Regions from separate parts of the Homo sapiens genome. Here region 2 is linked to region 1. A link is an interaction called in ENCODE POLR2A ChIA-PET data of the cell type or tissue named here. Cell type or tissue: OCI-LY7. All regions are shown on one strand. Each heading gives the region's core, and the rest is flanking DNA. Links, peaks and the distances in the headings are about the cores only. Region 1 overlaps CXADR (CXADR cell adhesion molecule). Region 2 overlaps BTG3 (BTG anti-proliferation factor 3).

Region 1 (2,828 bases), core at 16-2,515:
TCACCGTGTTAGCCAGGATGGTCTCAGATCTCCTGACCTCGTGATCCGCCTGCCTTGGCCTCCCACAGTGCTGGGATTACAGGTGTGAGCCACCGCGCCCAGCAAGAGGAGGTATCTTACACTGTGCTCGTGCTGAGTGAGGCGAGATGATGATGGAGATGATGATGGCTGTATTATACTGTGGGAGTGGGAAGTGGTAAGAAGCTAAAGGTGCTAGAGGGTGGCTAGTCAAAGGACCTTGAGGGAGAATTAAGGTGTCTGAATCAATGAGGAGCGACCAGAGATTGTCAGACATGTCAGTGACGTCTTTTTTACAAAAGGAGTTATAGGCTGGATGCAGTGACCCATGCCTGTAATTCCAGCACTTTGGGAGGCTGAGGTGGGAGGATTACTTGAGCCCTGGAGTTCAAGACCAGCTTGGGCAACATAACGAGACTGCAACTCCACTGGGAAAATAAAAATAAAAATAAAATTAGTGGGCATGGTGGCACATACCTGTAGTCCCAGCTCCTTGGGAGGCTGAGGCAGGAGAGGATCCCTTGAGCCCAGGGGTTTGAGGCCACAGTGAGCCTTGGTTGTGCCACAGCACTTCAGCCTGGGCAACAGAGTGAGACCCTGTTTCAAAAAAATAGATAAATAAAAGCAATTATATAGAGAACACTCTGGGTGAAGTATGGAGAACAAGTTAGAATGAGAAAGTGTGGTTGCAGGGAAGCCAGTTAGCAGGCTACATCCAGGCCACGTGAAAGATAATAGTGGCCTGGATATAGGTAAAAATGGTTGGATTTGGAATGTATTAAAGAGGACATAGTATGCTTTGAATGAGTGAACGTTGATACCCTGCTGCCTTTCATTTTGTCTCCAGGTTTGTGCAGATGATTGGTGATGCAGCTATTTCTTGCATCTGTGATCTTATGCAGGGATTGATTGCCAAAAGTGTTGGTAGTAGGTCACGTCACTGAGATAAGGAGTTCAAAGGAGAAATTTAGGGTTGTGCTGGGGAAACAAACAGTTTGATCAAACATCATCTCAGCTTGCTGCCACTGGTCCCCCTGCCTCCAAATCAAGTATGTGGGTTGAATTATAAAATTACCCCCATATTTTCTTGTGTTATTAGAAGTCTTCCAGCCCAGCTTTAAAACTGTCGCTGGTTTGTGCTTTCCTTATTTTAGATTCTCAGGGGATCTACAAGGATATCCCTATTACCTAAACAGACTTCTTCCTGCTCTTGAATTTTCTTGTCTCATATCCTCATTTTTCTTATTTCAGTGCCTTTATGATCTTTCACTTCCCTCTTCTCCTTCCACATTAGTCTGGATTAAGTAACTGGTATTATTCAACATTTACTTGGATTTTGCATAAGAAGCAGTTCTTTGATGTCATTGTCTGTAATGCCTGTTCCACAGGTTTTGTAAGGATCAGATGAAATAATTAAAGCCCTTTGCATAATGCTTGACTTACAGATAAGCAATAAATTTAAATTCCTGTGCACTTCTGTATATTAATGTACATAATTTTTTTTTCTCCTGAGAGGGACCATCCAGGCAGTTCCCTCGTGTCTTTATTGGCTAATGGATTGAAAAGTACATTTTTCCATCATTTTGCGAATTCCCAATATGTTTAAATCTTCTTGAGAATTTCTGCTGAAATCATTACCTTCATGTCCAGTTGAACAGTATACCCTATCCATGATGAGAAACTTCACTGCTCTGTATGCAGTCTGTATTAGTCTGCTCAGGCTGCCGTAACAAAATGCCATAGACAAAATACCAATACAAAATACCATAGATGCCTTAAACAATAGAAACTTGGTTTTTCACAGCTCTGGAGTCTGGGCAGTCCAAGATTAAGATGCCAGCAAGTTTGGTTTCTGGTGAGGGCCCTCTTCCTGGCTGGTAGACAGCTGCCGTCTCCCTCTATCCTCACGTGGCAGAGAGAGTGCTCCGGTATTTCCTTCTCTTAAGCGGATGTCAGTTCCTTCTGTTCTGGGCTCTATGCTATGGCCTCATTTAATCTTAATCACTTCCTTAAAAGCCCTACCTCTAATACAGTCACATAGGAGGTCAGGGATTCAACATATGAATTTTGGGGGGGACATGATTTACTCTACCGCCGTCCCCCAAAAGTATTTTTATTCTATTAATATATTTATTAGTATACATTATATGTTTAATGTTATGTTCCTTTTGAAAGACCTAATTTCATTCGATGATTGTATTTGCTGTTGGGTGAATGGAACCAAAGCTGAAGGTGGCAATATTTAGTCATACTTCTATTTATATGAGTGAAAGTCAGCATTACTCCCCAGAAGCCAAATTTTAGTAGCATCTTTTTGCTGGAGGGGACTGGTTCTACCTGATCTGTTTGTCCTTGCTCTTTGTCTGAGGTAGGTGAGCTTGAATTTCTTACTCTGATTTTCCTGACTGTTGTTGGACATTTAGGTTGTTTTCAGATGTTTTTGTGTTTCAGAGAGCATCAGTGAGTAATATCCTTGTACATATGAGCTGTTCAGTTATGAGAGTTCAGCTGCAGTTCCTAAAAGTGGATTAGCACACTGACATTTCACACGTCTTCTACTGCGTTGACAGTAGGTTGTGCTGATTTACTTTCTGTGTTGCCACAGTTTCCAACACTTTTGCCAAGATTGGCCTTATTGAATTTTTTTAACCACCGTCAATTTTATATTTGAAATATGTTACGTTATTCTAATTTATATTTATTTAATTATAAATATGGTTGTGTGCTCTCTTGTTAATCTTTTTTAAAAATAGACTTTATTTTGTACAGCAGTTTTAGATTTACAGCAAAATCGAGCAGAAAGTACAGAG
Region 2 (2,828 bases), core at 111-2,610, 56 kb after region 1:
ACTTCTACAGTGTTCTCGTATCCAACAGAGTTGATGCACAATATATAAATACTCAAGTCCAATATTAAAAACTTAGGCACTTGACTAACTTTAATAAAATTTCTCAAACTATATCAATATCTAAAGTGCATATATTTTTTAAGAAAGATTATTCTCAATAACTTCTATAAAAATAAGTTTGATGGTTTGGCCCATCTAACTTCACTACTATTAGTAAGAACTTTTAACTTTTAATGTGTAGTAAGGTTTATTCTACCTTTTTCTCAACATGACACCAACACAATCAAAAACGAAGTTAGTGAGGTGCTAACATGTGAGGATTAATCCAGTGATTCCGGTCACAATGCATTCCAGGAGGAGGTACCCATGTCACTGGAATTGGGCGATATGGTTTATTTTTTCTTCCCTGATTTGGATAACCAAATGGAACAGGAGGAGGATAGTGATTCTGATGGCCATTCCCTCGATACATTCCTGGCTTTTTTCTGGGCAAAGGGTGCCACATTGGAAGAGGTGGAAATATAAGTTCTGAAATCTGTAGGGAAGAGAACACATTAAGTTAATTCAAAGGAAAAAATCATCATCTATGTTCCAGATTTCTCATTAAAGACAAACAAAGTTACCCACAACACTGAGATCACATCTAAGTGACACTCCTATTGTCAGGTCTAAATACATTAAAAACCTCATGTGTAATAGGCGTATAATGTATAACAGGTGACCAATGTTTTCTGAATGCATAAAGAAATGAATAAACTCAAACACAGTACTTCCTAAACAACTTCAACCAAAAAAGACCAAAACATGGAACGAATGGAAGCTTGTAAGGACATGCTTGTTTTAGTCCAGTGGTTTCCACAGCTGGCTAAGCCAGGAGTCACTTGGAGGCTTTTAAATACAAAACATTGGAGCTGGAGGCCATTATCCTTAGCAAACTAATGCAGAAACAGAAAATCAACTACCGCATGTTCTCACTTATAAGTGGGAGGTAATGATAAGAACTTATGAACACAAAGAAGGAAACAATAGACATTGGAGTCTATTTGAGAGGGGAGGGTGGGAGAAGGAAAAGGAGCAGAAAAGATAACTATTGAGTACTGGGCTTCACACCTGGGTGATGAAATAATATGTACAACAAATCCCTGTGACACATGTTTACCTATGGAACAAACCTTCATGTGTATCCCTAAACCTAAAATAAAAGTTAAAAAAAAAAAAAGATAAACACAAAACATTCATGCCCTAGCACTGGTCTAATGAACAATAATAAAATCTCAGAACTAGAGGCCAGGTATTTTGACAAAGCTCCCCAGGTGATTCTGATGTAGCCAGTTTAGTATTTGGGAATAATAGTTTTAGATTATCCCATAAATCAGGTGGGCACGTCAGGTTCACATTATTCAAAGTGTTCTTATCAGCAGTTTTAGACCTCTCTGCTTAGAATGCCACATCTTCTTAAATTTCTGATTTTGCTGATCTCAAATCTGCATTTCTAAGTATAGGATTTTTTTAAAAAAATTATATTGTGTATAGCATTGCATTCATGATAGAAAATTCAAAAAGTACAAAAGGGTAAACTGTGGAAAGTCCCTCTTTTTTTATCTCACCCTTTATCTTCTTTATCTTAACCCTTCTCAAGGGCAACTGACACCAAACATTTTTTTAAATATACCTTTAGAGATATTCTATCCACATCTATACACACTTTAAAAATATATATGTATACTGGATTGTATCCTGCTTTTTACATTTCATAATAATACATTTCAGAAACATATCAATACATAAAGATCCTTCTCATTTTTCTACAGCTAGATAGTATAGCAATGACTATAAATTAAATGGTCTCCTAGTAATGGGACATTGAGGCTGTTTTCAGTCTCTTACTATTAAAAAAACAATGATACACAACGAACAAAACAATGCTGCAATGAATAACAGCACAGTTAATTCTAATAGAAGGCTTTATAGGCATATTTTCGTTTCTTTTGGTAAATATTTAATACTTAGGAGTGGAACTGCTGAGTAATAGAAGAGTTACACATTTAACGTTAAAAAGTTCCAGTTTTCCAAAGTAGTGGTACTATTTTACATGACTAGCAAGTTTATGAATCTAGCTGCTTCACATCCTTGCTAACATTTCATGCTGTCAGGCTTTTAAATTGTGCAGTTCTGGAAGAACTAGTGTTTCATATGGATTTAATCTGCATTCCTCTGATCATAAATGAGGCCATTCACATAACTCCTTTTGTAAAGTGTTTATTCACATCTTTTGCTCCTCCTGCCCTTTTTTTGAGATTACAGCAGGATATGCCCATTATTTTTCATTGAATCATTTACCTTTTACTAGTGATTTGTGAGCGATTTTAAAAAAAGTATATTCTGGAAATAAGTCCTTTACAGATATATGTAATGAGAATATTTTGTCCTAGTCTATGGTTTGCCCATTTTCTTAATGGTTTCTTTGATGAACAAAAAGATGATTAATTTTGATGAAGTCCAGTTTGTCAATTTTTTTCCCTTATTAGTTACTTTTTGTGACCCTCTAGAGGAAATATTTGCCTGTCACAAAATAAAGATTATATTTCCCTATGTTTTCTTCTAAAAGCGTCAGAGATTTATCTTTTATGTCTAGGTACACAATCCATCTCAAATCAATATTTTTGTGTATGGTGTCAGCTAAGTTAGGTTCGTTTTTTTTCCTACACAGATCATCCAGTTGTTTCAGCACAAGTTCTTGAAGACTTTCCCCATTGAATTGCTTTGGCACTTTTGTTAAAAGGGAGAAAAAAGACTAACTGTATGTATGTGGGTCTACTTCTGGACTC

What was found. ChIA-PET counts read pairs that join two places held together with the same protein. Peaks named below come from ENCODE experiments on the same cell type or tissue, not always from the same donor. Only the 100,000 strongest peaks of a DNase experiment are listed, where the experiment ranks them.
Region 2: POLR2A ChIA-PET joins it to region 1 with 7 read pairs; 4 of 35 experiments call an interaction of 5 or more read pairs at or near these places.

What each region holds. Positions count from the first base shown.
Region 1 is chr21:17,538,196-17,541,023 of GRCh38, forward strand. All of the region lies in intron 1 of CXADR (CXADR cell adhesion molecule), which reads left to right. Among named protein-coding and RNA genes, the nearest start is that of CXADR, 27 kb to the left of the region's middle. In OCI-LY7, for the core only: no CTCF peak of the experiment used is centred there; a DNase peak (open chromatin) is centred at 1,246.
Region 2 is chr21:17,593,798-17,596,625 of GRCh38, forward strand. BTG3 (BTG anti-proliferation factor 3) reads right to left here. Exons shown (of 5, transcript NM_006806.5): 5 at 1-535. The coding sequence ends at 296. It also overlaps a transcript of CXADR not described here. Among named protein-coding and RNA genes, the nearest start is that of BTG3-AS1, 16 kb to the right of the region's middle. In OCI-LY7, for the core only: no CTCF peak of the experiment used is centred there; no DNase peak of the experiment used is centred there.